Regions from separate parts of the Mus musculus genome. Here region 1 is linked to region 2. The links are chromatin loops, found by intact Hi-C in ENCODE. Cell type or tissue: left cerebral cortex. All regions are shown on one strand.

Region 1 (8,000 bases), 75 kb after region 2:
GTGACCTGCCATTGCAGGCTTGGATGTCCTTCTGCCAGCAAAACCCAGCATGAACTTCTGACTTGTGGAGATGTCTTCCAAGTGGAAACCTGAGTGAGCAAAGTTGAACTGAGAGGGCGGTACAAATGAAAGAACACTCTGTCTCTGAGCCCTCTGGATAAGAGTCTGAAAGAGCTGATCTTGCGTTGTTTTACTTAGACCTTCTCGGTACTGGTGAGTGTCAATGCAGGGGTCCTTCCGGTCCTTAGCAGTGAAAACTGGCCTTGGAACCTGGGAAAGCTGTTTACTTTGCAAGGGTTTCCCCAACTGCGGGATAGCCAGATGGGCCTGCCTGCCATTAACTTCCTCTCTGCTGCTACTTTCCATTACACTGATACCAGGGAATATCCCTATGCCTTTTTCCTCTTTTGTAGTCAGTGGAACTGTTTTCATTTCAATTTTGGTGAGAGGCTTAGGCAGAATTTGCTCCAAGGGAACATCTTTGCCCTGGAGCAGCTGAGTAACTAAAGGATTATTAGCAGGGATACTAGAACTTGTTCTTGAAATGGGTCCATTCATATTTGCAGAAGTTCCTGGGGTTTTAAGGCTAGAAGCTGCTGGCAAAGTGCTTGAGGATGGAGCTGATCCAGTAGATGTTGCAGTTCCACTGATCTGGGGTACAGGGAGTTTTTCTAAACTGGCTGTTGTCACAGGAGAGGAAGTCATATCTAGTGGAGCAGGAGCAGTTGTCTTTGCTAAGGCTGAAGGCTTTGGTGCATTCTTATTAGAACCTGCTTTGGGCTCAACTGTGCCATCAGCTACAAAATAAACAGTTGAGGCTCCTGAGATCAGAGGAGGCCCTGTTGGAGACAGAGCTTTTTCAAGTCTGCAACTCCTAGGGTCTTGCAAGTGGCAAGGAGAGGCTGCTGTGGCTGTTGCCTTGTGGAGGTTTGGTTTTTCACTGTTTGATATTTCTATGTGGGCTGGTAATGGGACACTTGTGCATGCTCCACTGCTGGCAAGTCCCGTAGGCACTGAGGAGGTTTGCTGTAGTTGTGCTCCAGAGATACCAGGAGGCTGTGCTTGGCCTGGCATATTGGTCTCAGGTTGAGGACCACAGGGTAAAAGTTCTCTCGTACCTCCCCTGCTTCCAGTTCCGGCCAGTTCCAGTGTGGGACCTTTTCCATTTGTACTGACTGGGTCTGAGCCTGCACTTCCTCCTCCAGCAATTTTCCTTTCACCACCCTCTCTTGGACTTTGTCCACCCCCAGGGCCAGGTCCCGGAATGGTCCCTCCAACTGAGGCGGCTGCAGCAGCTGCAGCAGCTGCTGCGGCTGCTGCCTTTTGTGCTTTGACCAACTGGGCTTTTGCTTTGATGTCTGCCAGAGTTCTGGCTCCTGTTCTGTAAGGACTAGTGATGGAGATTGGAAAACGAGCCCTGGGAGAGACCTGTGATGTAGAAAACAGCATCGGGGAGATTCTGGAGACAGGGATCTAAAAAAAGTAAGGGATGGGGGAAGGCAGAGGTCAATTTTCAGCTGTAAGACTAGAGCAGATAACTAACACAAAGCACCCATGGCACATATGGCTGCTCTACAACTAACAACACACATTGTGTCTAAGGTTCAACCTTAATCTATCCACCCATATCAAGGTCCATGCATATATTGTCTGCCAGTCATTTTCAACCCTGGTGAATTCTATACTCGATTTTAAAAATGTATGTGGTTTTGGGTTCCAGCCTCTAGCTTACAGATCAGAACGGCTAGAAAAATATGTATTATACTAAAGAAAAAATTGTGAAAACCTACTAAATTTCAAAAAATTTTTTTTTCTTTTTTTGAGACAGGGTCTCATTATGTAGTTTTGGCTGTCTTGGAACTCACAATGTAGATCAGACTGGCTTTTAAGTCACAGATCCCTCTGCCTCCTCTATTAAAGACAAAAGCATGTGCCACTACATCTACTCTGAAATCACTTATTTTTATAACATTAAAAAAAAAAAAACAGATTGTTGTCTTAAGTTAAGGAATATGCATCCAGATACGATGCCTTTCAGTATTTGGTGGAATCAAAAGAAGCAAAAAATCGTTAATATTATAGAGTATTTAATTAAAAAAATTAAGTGATCAATTATAAGAAAAGCATGTCATCTTTCTATAAATTCCTCAATTATAAATTTTAATATTGCTATTTTTCATAATTCAAAAAGTATTAAGAAATCAACTCCCTATACCTGAGAAATCCGTTCTAAAATCATAGGTAGCATTATTTACTCAGCACATAATGGTTAGAAGCTGTGGGGATAAGAAAAGCAGCAACTGGCCGGGCGTGGTGGCCATGCCTTTAATCCCAGCACTTGGGAGGCAGAGGCAGGCAGATTTCTGAGTTCAAGGCCAGCCTGGTCTACAGAGTGAGTTCCAGGACACAGAGAAACCCAGTCTCGAAAAACCAAAAACCAAAAAAAAAAAAAAAAAAAAAAAAAAAAAGAAGAAGAAGAAGAAGAAAGAAAGTAGCAACTGCTACTTCTTGTTAATAGAGAGAAGAGACTATAAGACAAAATAGATAAAACTGTTAAATAAAACACAGGAAATTTGTTTGGAGAAAAACAACCTTATAATGATACAAGCCAAATATCCAAGTATAAGGCCATTCAGAGGTCCAACCTATGTGTTAGTTCAAGGCTGGCCTGGTCTACAGAGTGAGTTCCAGGACAACCAAAGCTACACAGAGAAACTCTGACTTAAGAAACAAAACAAAAAGTCTGGTGGTGGTGGTGCACGCCTTTAATCCCAGCACTTGGGAGGCAGAGGCAGGCGGATTTCTGAGTTTGAGGCCAGCTTGGTTTACAGAGTGAGTCCCAGGACATCCAGGGCTATACAGAGAAACCCTGTCTTGAAAAACAAAACAAAACAAAAATAAACCAAAAACAAACAAACAAAAAAAAAAACAAGATAGAAACAAAACAAAAAAGTAAAAGGACCTAATAACTGTTTGTTTATCCTATAACCACTTAGTAAGTTTTATTGTTATGCCACCCACCACAGAATGCTTGTATTTTTTTGTTTGTTTGGTTTCGGTTGTTTTGTTCTTTTTAGAGAGGATTTCTGTTTTAGCTTTGGCTGGAATGGTATTCTTTTTGTAGAGCAGGCTGGCCTCAAATTTAGAGATGTGCTGGCCTTGGCCTCCCGAGTGGGAATGTTAGGAGTGTGTATATATGTATGCACATGAAACACACAAACATACTCCCTCTCTCTTTTATGTGTGAACAAAGATCATGCTTATATACACCAAGGTGGTCCTCAAACTTGTGACCCTCCCAAGTGCAGGGATTTCAGTTATATCACCATGCCAGGCTCATAAAAATACTACTTGAGGGTTTTCACCCTACCCAGGATAATACAAGATGACTTAAAAGTCACCAGTATAAACATATTGAAATTAAAAAAGGACAAAGCAGTTAGATGTTTTTATATGTTTAAGTTTCAATTACTTTCTGTCTTCATGAAGCAGTAATGAAATGTAATATTTTGCTTTTAAGAATATAAACGAGCTGGGCAGTGGTGTGGCATGCCCGGAATCCCAACTCTGAAAGGCATAGGCATAGGCTTAGGCTTAGGCTTAGGCTTAGGCTTAGGCATAGGCAGAGAGGTAGGCAGATCTCTGTAAATTCCAGGCCAACCTGGTCTACAAATAAAGTTCTAGGACAGCCAGAGTTCTTATACCGAGAAACCCTGTCTCAAAAAAAAACCAAAACAACCTACCAACACCACTCCCCCAAATAATAATTAAAAAAAAAAAAAAAAAAAAAAAAACCCAACCAAAAGAAACAACAAACAACAAAAAACCAACCAGTCTCTGGTTCCTGAGATTAAAGCTGTGTCCCACCATAGCCCAGCTAGATTCTGTTACTTTTATATGTTTTGTTTTGAGAGGAGGCCTCAGTGGTTTTGGCAATTCATTTCTTCATTTGCTATTTTTCCAGAGCTGTGGTCATAGGTATGTAGAAACAAACTGGCTAAAACATTTTGTTCTGGTATAAATTATGGAAGCTAGATAGAATGTAAGATAAGAGAGTAAAACAGCTTCTGACTAAATCTATGAAAGGAGAAATTTTATAAATCTGGTCAGAGTGGAGAAAGTCTTCAGTGGGGACCAATCTATAGTAAACTAAACTTTAATACAGTTCCTAGGTCTACAATTTGTTTCTGATTTGACATTCACTAAAGAAAGGTTTTTGGTCAATAATTTCAACACTCAATAACCAGCAACAGAAAGACTAAGACTTTGATGCCAGCCTGAGTTACATAGCAAGAATTTGCCTCTAAGATGTGAATAGTTAAGTGGGCTGGGGTTGTTTATTCAGATCCCTTACTCAAATATCAAGAAATAAATATAGGAAAGCAGTTCTAAAGCCTGATTATTACTAATTTTATTTACATAACACCACAGTTATGTGTATTAAACGTACACTACTGGTTCTAGGTTAATACCACCAATTATGAAACTTAGCAGGTACAACAAGCACTTTCTCACCTTGAGAGGTGGGACTTTTCGCACTTGGACCCTGTCCCCTCTATTAAGAAAAGGCTGTGGGGAGACCTGAAATGGCTGCTGGTGCTGGCGATTCTCAGTGATACGTGGTCTTTTCTCCCAGCTACTGGTGGCCTCTTCATCAGTAAGAGAAGATTTCCTCTTGAGACTTTCTTGGATCTGATCAGTAACAGTTGCTGGTGGCATCTTCATATCAGGGTTCAGTGGACTGGCTTCTGCAACAGGCTTTATTATGGGTTTTTGTAACCCAGCATTTTTAGATTTGCTTGGGGATATAGCTAACGCTTCTTGGTTCTCACTTTTGTTATTACGAGAAGTTGTGGTTACATGATTTTCTTTCTCAGATTCTTGTTCAGCACAGGCAACAGGCTTCTGCTCTAAGAGACCCTCATCCTTAGGGCTCTTGATGGGTTTCATGGTGATAAGCTCATTTGTATTGCTAGCTGATGCAAGAACAGGTTCTGGGGATTTGGAGTCTGGCCTCGCCTCGTCTTGATTTTCTTCCTTTTGGGATGGTGATGGTATCTGCACTGCTTCTTCTTTACACTCGGACTGAGGAACTACTGGGACAATTCTGACAGGAGAGGCCTCTGAAGGAAGTATGGATTTTGGTTGCTCAGCTGGGGTTTTCTTTGCTTTGGGATCACTTGAGGAAGCTGTCAGTTTCTGTGAATCTTCAAGGCTTAGGCCAGAACTAAAAAACAGAAGGAGCTGTTAGTTGGGAAATAGCCCATGTTACTGAAAACACGAGAAAAGTAGACTATGTCAATAACTAGAAACCCCTGACACACAGCAAGTATTTTTCTAAGTGAGTAGAACTCTTGAGCCAAAGTAATTAAATTCAAATCCTGTCTCTGATACCAAATGTTGACAAGATACTGACTGGCTAGGTAGGCTTCTGCATCTTAGTTCTTTTACTTCAACACTGGAATTAACAACATCGATATTGCTACTGATAAAGTGAACTTCATGTGAAGTACACATTTGGTACATAATAAAAGTTCTATAGTGGTGATTGTTACTGTTACTTCTTTCCTCTTATTATTATAGGAGTCATAATGTCTAGAAATTCACAGGCTAGCTAGAAGAACCTAAAGAAAGGTCAAATGCTTCTACCCTGAGACTTAGGTTGGAACTGTCATCAGTTTTGTTCACTAGTGTTTGTAGGAAGGTTGGCCCAAGACTGGGGGGGGGGCACCTGAAAAAATAGTTATTAATTTTCTCCATAAGCTAAGAATTAGAACTGAGTTTGTAGAGAGCCTGCTTAAATTCTACTTAGACTAACTCTAAAGTTCGGAGGTTGTGTGCTGCTGAGCTATCTGAGGGTGAAAGTCAGCTGGGACTTGCACAGTGTGGCTTGGAAAAAGTGAAGCTAATTTTTATGAGTCACCAGTGACTCTTTTTAAATGTTTTACATTGTTACTTAACCAGCAACAATCAATTAAGCTGTCTCTAGCAGCTTAAAGGAATTAGTAATAAAAAAGAGTCTATTTAGTGCCACTGAGATGTCCACCTAGATTTGAACCAAGGAACTAATATGCTAGAGAGAACCAACTCCACATTGAGGCATGTGCAATGTGATTTTTTTTTGTTTTTCAAGACAGGGTTTCTCTGTTTAGCCATGGCTGGCCTCGAACTTAGAGATCCGCCTTCCTCTGCCTCCCGAGTGCTGGGATCAAAGGCGTGCGCCACCACGCCCGGCGTGCAATGTGATTTATAAGATTATACTCACCATCAATTTTATCTCTCTCTAAATAAATTTATAGAAAAATCAGCATTTGAGAATCTTAATTTTAGTAGGTATCTTACTTAAGTGACTTTAAAGGAGATGAACACTTACACTTGGAGCTTTAAAAAGAAAAAGCCTTTACTTTCTCTGTGGTCAATAAAGTATTCTCACTGGCATTTACCACTATGTAGTAAGGAGACTAGCAAATAGGAGCTGGAATATGTAATCCTATGCGAACCAAACAGATCTATTATCTATTAAATTTACCCAGTAGAATTTCATTTTGATTTTGTTTTTGTGTGTGTGTCCAAAAAAATTAAAAAAAAAAAAAGTTGTTTAAGACTGCAGCCCTGGGGCTGGTGAGATGGCTCAGCGGTTAAGAGCACCTACTGCTCTCCCAAAGGTCCCGAGTTCAAATCCCAGCAACCACATGGTGGCTCACAACCATCCGTATCAAAAATCTGATGCTCTCTTCTGGAGTGTCTGAAGACAGCTACAGTGTACACACATAAAATAAACAAACAAACAAAACAAACAAACAAACAAACAAATGACACAAAACTGGGAACACTATGAGGGAGGGAGGAGTGAATCTGAGAGGAGTTAGGAACAGTAGGGTGAAATGATCAAAATACATTAAAAAAAATAAAAAGAGTGCAGCCCTTTAAAAATAAAGTGCGTGTCTTGATTCAGTGATGTTCATCTCCAAGTCACATAGGAAAGGATTTTAATTACAGGCTTGGCATAATAGCCCACCATCACATGATTGTTTGGATTCCTGACTGGTGTAGATCAATGATATTTTGGAAAATCACTATAAAAATGCACAGAACTCTCAAGTATAATTCTATCTCATGAAATTACAAGAAGCCAGTATTTTCCAAGGAAGGACTCTAATGTAAGATCAAAGAAAGAAGTTCAAGTGTTTTTTTTTTTTTTTTTTAAAGTAAGTGGAACCCACTTTAAGTACAATGTAAGTTAAGGACCAAGGATTATGAGAGAAACAATTCTGTATACTCATGATTCCTTAAAAACAAAACAAAAAGCGGCTCTTTTGTATGGGTTTTTCAAGATGGGGTTTCCCTATGTATGTAATCGTGGCTGTCCTGGAACTGACTTTGTAAACCAGGCTGGCCTCAAACTCAGAAATCTGCCTGCCTCTGCCTCCCGAGTGCTGGGATTAAAGGAGTGCGCCGCCACGCCCAGCTAAGGCTATTATTAATGAAAAAGAATTCATGATATAAAAAATTACAGGTATGTAGGCACTAGAGTTTCCAATAAGGTAAAAACATAGAGGTGTCACATGACATGTGACATTGACAGCTGGATACAGAGTCTGCCTTAGCTTACCTCTGACCATAGTAATTTTCAAAGAATTGTTCCTTCCACAGCTCTACTTTCTTCTCCTTCTCAATCTCTTGTCGAATTCTCACCTGCATTTCAGGAGTAAATTCACCTGCAACGTATCAACGAAATGGCACCAACAGAAAAGCATTATTCATAGATTCTTATCATGAATGATTCCTAGAAGAACAGAATATTATGTTAAAGCAACAACTTACCAAAGAAGCAAGCCAGAAAAAAGAAGGAAATACCAGTCAGTAGGTGAAGTACAGACACTGTCACAAACTACCTTGTAATTTTCAATATGCAGCAAGGGCCACAGTACTTATGCTCCAGCGGTTTCCCAAAGTGTCTTCTTCCAGTTACAGACAACATATATCATGCAGATTTCTTC
Region 2 (8,000 bases):
GAGGTGTTGCCACCATCAGCTCCCATCCCCTACCTAACACATGCCAGCAAGTCCTGTCATCAGATACACAGATGAAGTGTCAACGGTTGGGTTACTTATTAATAAAACATAACTGTCTAATCTGCTCCTTACCCTGTCTACAGCACCTTTTCCCATGCCTGTCACCTCCCAACTTTTGAAGAAGTGACAGATCTTAAAACAGCCTGGTGTGGCTTTGCCTGGAATCCCAGCTCTCAGGAGGCTGAAACAAAAGGATGCTGAGTTCAAGGTCAGCTTGGCAATACAGCAAGACCCTCCCCATCTCAAAAGATAAAACAAACAAACAAAAAAACCAAAAAAACCTAGAAGAAATCAGGCCTGTGCAAAACAGGCCTTAGGAGCAAGTCAGGACTGTGGGTGTTATAACTAGCTGGGGAGATTAAGACCTAAGATTATGAAGCAGTTACTTTAGGTAGTCAATGATGTGGCTGTAAGCCTTCCCTCTCCACCTTTGCAAAGCAAGCAGGAATAAATGAAAAAGTAAGGAAATTCCCAAAACAGTGATGCCCTCGATGAGATGTGGGGGAGAGGACAACAAGAATCCTCCTGTCTGTCCTGTCCTGGGAAAGCACTGTGCTACAGAGCTGGACATGGTCTGCAAGCAGAGGCAGAGTAACTACCACAGCACGCAGACTAGAGCAGAGCGAGAGACAGAGCATCTGAGCACTCGCAGTAAGTGTGAAAAGAGCCATCAGTCACATCAAAGCATTCAGGTATGGGCTAGGAAGCTGGCTCAGCACTTGCCTTGCGGACACCAAGATCTGAATTCACGAACCATGTTTTTTAAAAATGCTTGGGGCTGGATGGAGAAAGTGCAGTAGGGTAAAGCAGTGGTCATACAGTGTGAGAATTGGGATTTGGATATTTGAAATGGCCCTTACAGGTTAGCTAAATCAGCAAACTCTGGATTCAGGTGAGAGACCTGCTTGCAGTAAGGCAGAGAAGAACTCAAGGAAGACACCACACATCGGTCTCTGGCTTCCACATATAAACATACACACCACACATACATAAGCAAAGAGATAAGTAAATTAATAACCCAGGCTTGGTGACAAACTGTTATACTCTCAGCCCTGAGAAGGCAGAGACAGGTAGTTCTTCAGTGCTCTCAAGCCAGGCAGACCAGCCAAATCTGCCAACCTGAAGCCAGTAAGAGAAGCTAGCTCAGAAACCAAGGTGTGTGGTGCCCCAGGAACAACATCCCAGGTTGTCCTCTCGCCTCCACATGCACTAGCACACACAAGCAGAGACACAGGCACACAAAGCACTCTGGAAAGCCATGTGCAAATACACAGTCTCCTGAAAAATCAATCAGACTTCCGTGACTAATACAGTCAATTACACCTTTAATTAAAAACAAAAACAAACCTAACTCCCTTGCTCATTTCAGGAAAATCCTCAAATACCCTTCCTCCAATTCTTATTCTTTTTTTTTTAAAGATTTATTATTTTATGTAAATACACTGTAGCTGTCTTCAGACACACCAGAAGGCATCAGATGTCATTATGGATGGTTGTAAGCTACCATGTGGTTGCTGTGATTTGAACTCACGGCCTTCAGAAGAGCAGTCAGTGCTCTTAACCACTGAGCCATCTCTCCAGCCCTCCAATTCTTATTCTTTTCTCTTTCAGATTAAAAGAAGTGCCAGAGAAAATAAACTTTTTTTTTTTTTGTCTTTTGAGGGTTTTTCCGTGTAGCTCTGGCTGTCCTGGAACTCACTTTGTAGACCAGGCTGGCCTCGAACACAGAAATTCACCTGCCTCTGCCTCCCTAGTACTGGGATTAAAGGCTTGTGCCACCACTGCCCTAGATATCTTCTTGTAACAAATCTAAAAGCATTCTCTGGGTTCCATTAAAAACCATTCAGAGCCAGGCAGTGGTGGCACTGTGAAGTAATGAACTCGCTTCTGCCTCCCAGGGGCTGAGATGGAAAGACATGCGCCGCCACACCCACAATATGTACCATTTTATAAACACCCAGCTCAACATGCAAAATCTACCCATCTCATCCTATGTAAACTACACATCAAGACAGCACAGTAGTGCACACCTGTAATTCCAGGGCACATAGATAGGAGGATAGACAAGTTCAAAGTTAGTCAGAATGACACAGAGAGACCCTATCAAAAAAAAAAAAAAAAGGAAAAAGACAAAAGACGAAAGAAAAGGTTTGTTTTAATCAGGTATGGTGGTTCACAGAAGGGACTAATAGAAGGATAGCCATAAGTTCAAAGCCAGCTTACAACCTGGGCTACAGTATATCGAGTACCAAGCCAGCTGGAGCTATTCAGCAAGAGCCTATTTAAAAAAAAAAAAACCGGGGACAGAGGGTTTATTTTCAAATAAATGTAAATTAAATATCTAAATAAAATGTTAGAAGTGCCTGAAACAAGGCACCCTAAAACAAAACCTAATCGAAACTTAATGATTATACTCTGAAGTACAGAGTAATTAAAATAAAATAAATGAAGGCTTATTATACATGCAATGACAAGTCTGGATTAATATTGCTCTCATTTTTTATATGAGGAGTCAGTTATGTTAACATCCAAGACATGAAATAAATGATAAACGGAAATCCTCTGCACGCTAATACTTTAAGTAGAAATTCTGTCTCCTGGGCAAAATTCAGTGAACATAAAGACTCTGCCAGCACCACCTTGACTGCACAACCCCTTCAGAGGTAGCTCCACTTAAGTCTGCTAAAAATCCTCAGAGAACACATAAAAGGTCAAGTTTTACTTTGGCAAGCAAAGTAATCCAACAGGCACTGCAAGCGAGGGAAAGGAAGCAGCAGCCTGGGACTGGAGAGTCCAGGCAAGGTGGAGGACAGAAGTCCAGCCCTTACAGAACTAAAGAGACAGAAAGAAGCATTCTCTCCCTTCAGAACCAAGATCCGAGAGGCAGGACAGAAATTATAAAGTGTTCTCTAAGCAAAAGCACCCTCCCATCCTCCTCAAACGACCAGAAAAAAGCCAAAGAGAGAAAAGACCAGAGCACCACCCAGAGATTAAGCTCCTGGTGCACAACATGCAAGAACCACGTGGATGAAGAAGAGTGGCCACAGGCCACCGGAGTCTGCCACCTAAGCCACTGTTTTAACCTACCAGTGCCTGGGTTACCTGAAGAGGCAAAAAGAGAATCCGAGGACCAAAGGAAGTCCAGCGATCATCCCTAACTCTACAGAGACTGACACTCAAGCCCCTGCTTCCTCCATCCATTCTGCAGTGGGCATCCACTGTAGGGCTGCTGGGATCCAGGCCACATCCGGAGGACTGAACAGAAAACAGGCACGGAGCTTAATTCTAGCTGGGAAGGCAAGATTCTTCTTCCAGATTTCTTCTCCCCCTCCCCACCCCTCTTTTAAATGTCAGTAAGATCCTTCAAATCTCTTCTCAATAGTTCCCACCAGCTTTCCTCAACTATCTTACTTTCTCCACAAACCAAGCAACTTACGGCTCCAGTTTCCCAGGGCTGGGAAAATCCTAAAGGGACCTGAAGTGAACAGAACAGGAAACATGAAATAGAGCACTTTACATTTTGTGTGCATACTTTCACAGCCGAACTGTCAGCACTTCAACAGCAAAAGATGGCTGAGAGTGATAAAGTCGTGACCCAGGCGCTGACCGCGGTTCTCTCCTGCTCCGTAGCTAATCAATAAACGCTTGCAGAGAATGCTGGAAGGTCTCCCTGATTCCCTAAGGCCTGGCACAGAAATTTAACAGCAAGCATTCGTCAGCTGCATCCTCCCTCTTCTCCGGACACTGTGCCCAACAGGGGTGACCTGGGTGGACAGGTTCGTCTACCGGGAGCCTCGGGGGACACTGAGAGGTGATCTGGAATGAATTCCCTTCCCTCTGCCAGGGCCTGCCTACCTCACCTGCCCTCTGCCAGGACCTGCCGCCTTCGCCCCCTTCAGCACCTAACGCGGAGCCTCCTCCCCGCCAGCCGGGCTCAGGATGCATCAGCAGCGCGCGCAGCCCGGCTCTGCGCTCCGCGGGCCCCCGCGCGCGCGGGTGACCGGAGAGCCCTCCCCGGCCCGGCGTGCTGTCTCCCAAGGGTCGCCGCTCCAGGGCCGCGCACTCCGCCACCCCGCAGCCCTCCTTCTCGCTCCTCCAGCCCCGGCGGACTCCCCACCTGGCTCGCTTCCCGGCCGGAGCTGAGGGGCCGTCGCGTGGCTCTCCGGCGGCCGCAGCCTCCTCCAACCCGGCCCCCTCGGCTGAGGCGGCTGAAGCAGCAAGCAGCGACTGAGGCGGCGGCGCCCACTCAGGCCCCGGAGCCGCCCCCGCGGCGAACGGAACGGCGCCGGCTCGCGCCGCTTCCCCGCCCGGCACGCGCAGCGAGCCCGCCCCCGGCGCGAGGGCGCGAGGGCGCGAGGGCGAGGGCGGGTGCGCGCGGAGGGCGGGCGCGCGGAGGGGCGGGGCTTCCGCCGCGAGAGGGGGCGGGGAGGCGGCCGAGTGCCCTCCCGCGGGTTCGCGCGCCCCCTCCGGGCCTCTGCTGTGCGCCGGCCGCGGAGGTGGAGGTGGACTTGCCCTTCCACTCCACAGGTAGCTGCCGGGCGGCTGCGTGCTGCGCCGACGTGACTGCACCTTAAGGAATGCGAAGAAACACCCGGTGAATCATTGCCTCGAGCGCGGGTCCTCCCCCGAGTGACTTTCCACATTGCCTCAGCAGGCTCGCTGAGCCCTGACTCCGCGCCTGGTGCCCGATGGACACGATCCGGGTCACGGCCCCTGGTCCCCAAGAATGCATAACTTAGGGAGAAGAGCAGCCTTGCGAAGGACCGAGTCTGGTCCCCTGCGCAAAGCCAAGCCACAGCCGGATGCGGTGAGAGGATGAAGGAGAGACATTACTTTCCGCTTAGTTGTTCAGTAGTTCCTAAAAGTGGGACTATTTAGACATTAAACAGCTTGAGCAACGGAGCAGGGGCGACAAAGCTTCATTTATTTATCTAGCATCTATTTATTTATTTATTCATTACCAACTCTTTTTTTTTTTTTTTTGGTTTTGGTTTTTCGAGACAGGGTTTCTCTGTGTAGCCCTGACTGTCCTGGAACTCACTTTGTAGACCAGGCTGGCCTCGAACTCAGAAATCCGCCTGACTCTGCCTCCCTAGTGCTGGGATTAAAGGCGTGCGCCACTACCCCCCCCCCCCCCCCCCGCTTCATATCATTTTTTTAAAGGACTTTATTTTATGTGTATGAGTGTTTGGGCTGCAATGTGTGTGCACCCTGTGAGTGCCACCCCGAGGCCAGAAGAGTGTGAAATGACACCTGGATGCTGGGGAATCAAACCCAGGTCCTCTGATAACATAGCAAGTGCTCTTAACTACTTAGCTATCTCTCCAGCCCCTCATATTGCCATTTTTTATAGAAGCTTTTCCAAACTCTCTAGGGACATCAAAGTCTTCTTTTAATGGCTCAAAAGATAAATGTTTTCCCTCAACTTTAAGACAGCGGCATGATCCATTAGACTTTTGGTGCGTGTGGATGTGCACATGTTAAGGAAAGCAGCAGTAGGCCTGTGTGCTTTAGGGATGCTTTTTGAAGCCTTCTGGCACCTTATGGAAAGGCAGATCATGCCACCTGCTTCAATCAGACTGGCAGCCTGCCTCTAGGACACCCTTTTCCTCCTCTTCTCACAATCTATTTTTAAATTCCCATGGTGAAGGCAGTGCTGTGCTGATAACTTAGAGTAAGTGAGGTTTTTTGTGTGAGAGGGGATACATTACTTTTCACACATGAATTGTGTGACTGTTTTGCATGTTTGGAAGAGTCTCACTGGTTGCTAGGTGGTGGCTGCTGTAACCATGTAAGGATCCTCAGACTATGTCAAGAGACCTTTAGTTTCTTACCATGTGTTGAGCTCCTACTATGGGGAAGGCATTGATGGGTAAAAACCTTGACTCTGTTGCAAAGAGGTAGAGTATGAAACTGAAGCTACAGGAACCAGCACGGTGCCTCAGACACCTGGAGCATTCAGAACCTGGAGGCAGGAGCTGAAGCAGAGACCCTGGAGGAACCGTGCTTACTCCATAGCCAGCTCAGTCAGATTTCTTCTGTGACTCAGGACCATCTGCCCAAGGACATCACAACCCACAGTAGGCTCAACCCTCCTACATCAATCATTAATGAAAAACAAAACACTTTTTTTTCCTACGGACTTCCTGCATGTCAATCTGAAGGAAACATTACTCAATTGAGTAATGTTTCTTCCCAAATGATTGTAATTTGTATCTAGTTGACAAAAAAAATTTAAAAAAATAGCCAGCACACCATACCTTGTCATCATATATTGCATACATGTATTGAAATATGCATGGTCATTTATAAATATGTACAGTTATTCCATTAATTAAAGATTTTGAAAATGTTTTAAGAAGATATAAATATTAGCCACCCTGATTGTTCACCACCTACTGTATATTCACATGTCAGATTATCCTATGGTACCCCATAAACATATACAATTAAAATAATTTTTGTGATATATGTGCAGATCTGTGTATAGTTAGCTACATATGTGTGTGCTGTATCTTATGCACATATGTGGGCATGTGTGTGGAAGCCAGAGGACAATGTCAGGAGCTATCCATCTTGGTTGCTTTTTTAAGACAAGTTCCCTCACTGGCCTGGGGCTTCTTGAGTATGCTAGGCTAGCCCAACAGCAACCCCCAGGATCCACCCATCTCTGTCTGACTCTGCAGCACTGAAATGACAAGTGTTCCCCAAATGAAACACAAGTACTCCTCACATGAAACACATGTGCTCCTCACACTCAGCTCTGTATTTATGCACTGGAGCTCAGACTCAGCCCCCATGCTTCACTGACAGCTGTCTTCTACAGGCCCCAGTTATAATCATCTTGAAAGACTGTTTTGTGTCTTGTAAAATGGCAATTTTCTTTTTTTTTTTTAAAGATTTATTTATTTTATGTATATGAGTACACTGTAGCTATCTTCAGACACACCAGAAGAGGGCATCAGACCCCATTACAGATGGTTGTGAGCCACCATGTGGTTGCTGGGAATTGAACTCAGGACCTTTGGAAGAGTAATCAGTGCTCTTAACCGCTGAGCCATCTCTCCAGCCCCGGCAATTTTCTTTTTTGAGTCAGAGTTTCTCTGTGTAGCTCTGGCTGGCCTGGAACTCAGTCTGTAGACCAGGCTGGCCTTGAACTTGTAGAGATCCACCTGCCTCTGCCTCCCAAATGCTGGTATATTGCAAATTTTGTGAGGATCACTTTGTTGTTGTTGTTGTTGTTGTTGTTGTCGTTTGCTTGCTTTGTTGTAAGATGGTATCTCTCTATTAAGCCTTGAACTCCTGCCTCCCCAGTGTGGGGGTTGCAAATGCAAGCCACCTCACAAGCTAACGTGATGATCACTGGGGTTATTGTTCACAATGGAGCATGTGGGTTTTGTGATTCTGAGTAAAAGACTGGACAAACATAAACCAAAATATTAGCAGAGGTTATCTCTGGGTAATAAGATTGTGTGTTTTAAATTTTCTTTGTATTTGTTTATATTTTCAAAATTGTTTTAACTGGAGGTATACTTTTTCAAATGTAGTATAATTTAAATATCTATGCCAGAAGCCTGGCATGGTGGCTCACGTCTGTCATTTCAGCCCTTCAGTGGCTTAAGGAGGAGAGCTACCATGAGTTCAAAGCCAACCTAGGCTGTATAATAAGTTCCAGGTCAGGTTGGGTTATACAGTGAAACTCTATCTCTAGAAGAAAAAGAAAAACAATGCTAGCAACAGCTTGGTTTACATCCTGTACACCCAATTCTTGATTGTCAAGGTCGTAAGAGATCTGGGGGAGAAGTGCACAGCAAAGTCTCTGAGGTCATGTGACTCCAGGTTGGGTAGGAGTGAGCTAGCTGAGAGTGACAGAAAGAAGCTGCAGAGGATGTGAGAGAGCTGTGTGGGAGGCAGACACCTGCCAGCCAGCTTTGGCTCGG

The links. Peaks named below come from ENCODE experiments on the same cell type or tissue, not always from the same donor. Only the 100,000 strongest peaks of a DNase experiment are listed, where the experiment ranks them.
Region 1: a loop joins it to region 2, with 2.3 times the contacts of the local background. A loop is called at or near these places in 2 of 42 quality-filtered maps.

Annotation. Positions count from the first base shown.
Region 1 is chr12:3,493,452-3,501,451 of GRCm38, reverse strand. It overlaps Asxl2 (additional sex combs like 2, transcriptional regulator), which reads right to left. Exons shown (of 13, transcript NM_001270988.1): 11 at 7,613-7,718; 12 at 4,516-5,227; 13 at 1-1,473. Among named protein-coding and RNA genes, the nearest start is that of Asxl2, 71 kb to the right of the region's middle. In left cerebral cortex, no CTCF peak of the experiment used is centred here; no DNase peak of the experiment used is centred here; H3K27ac peaks cover 60 bases.
Region 2 is chr12:3,568,825-3,576,824 of GRCm38, reverse strand. Dtnb (dystrobrevin, beta) reads right to left here and starts at 4,434. Exons shown (of 18, transcript NM_001162465.2): 1 at 4,178-4,434. In left cerebral cortex, CTCF peaks have their summits at 1,947 and 4,541; DNase peaks (open chromatin) are centred at 4,293, 4,644, 5,664, 7,971 and 5 more places; H3K4me3 peaks cover 2,661 bases; H3K27ac peaks cover 3,754 bases.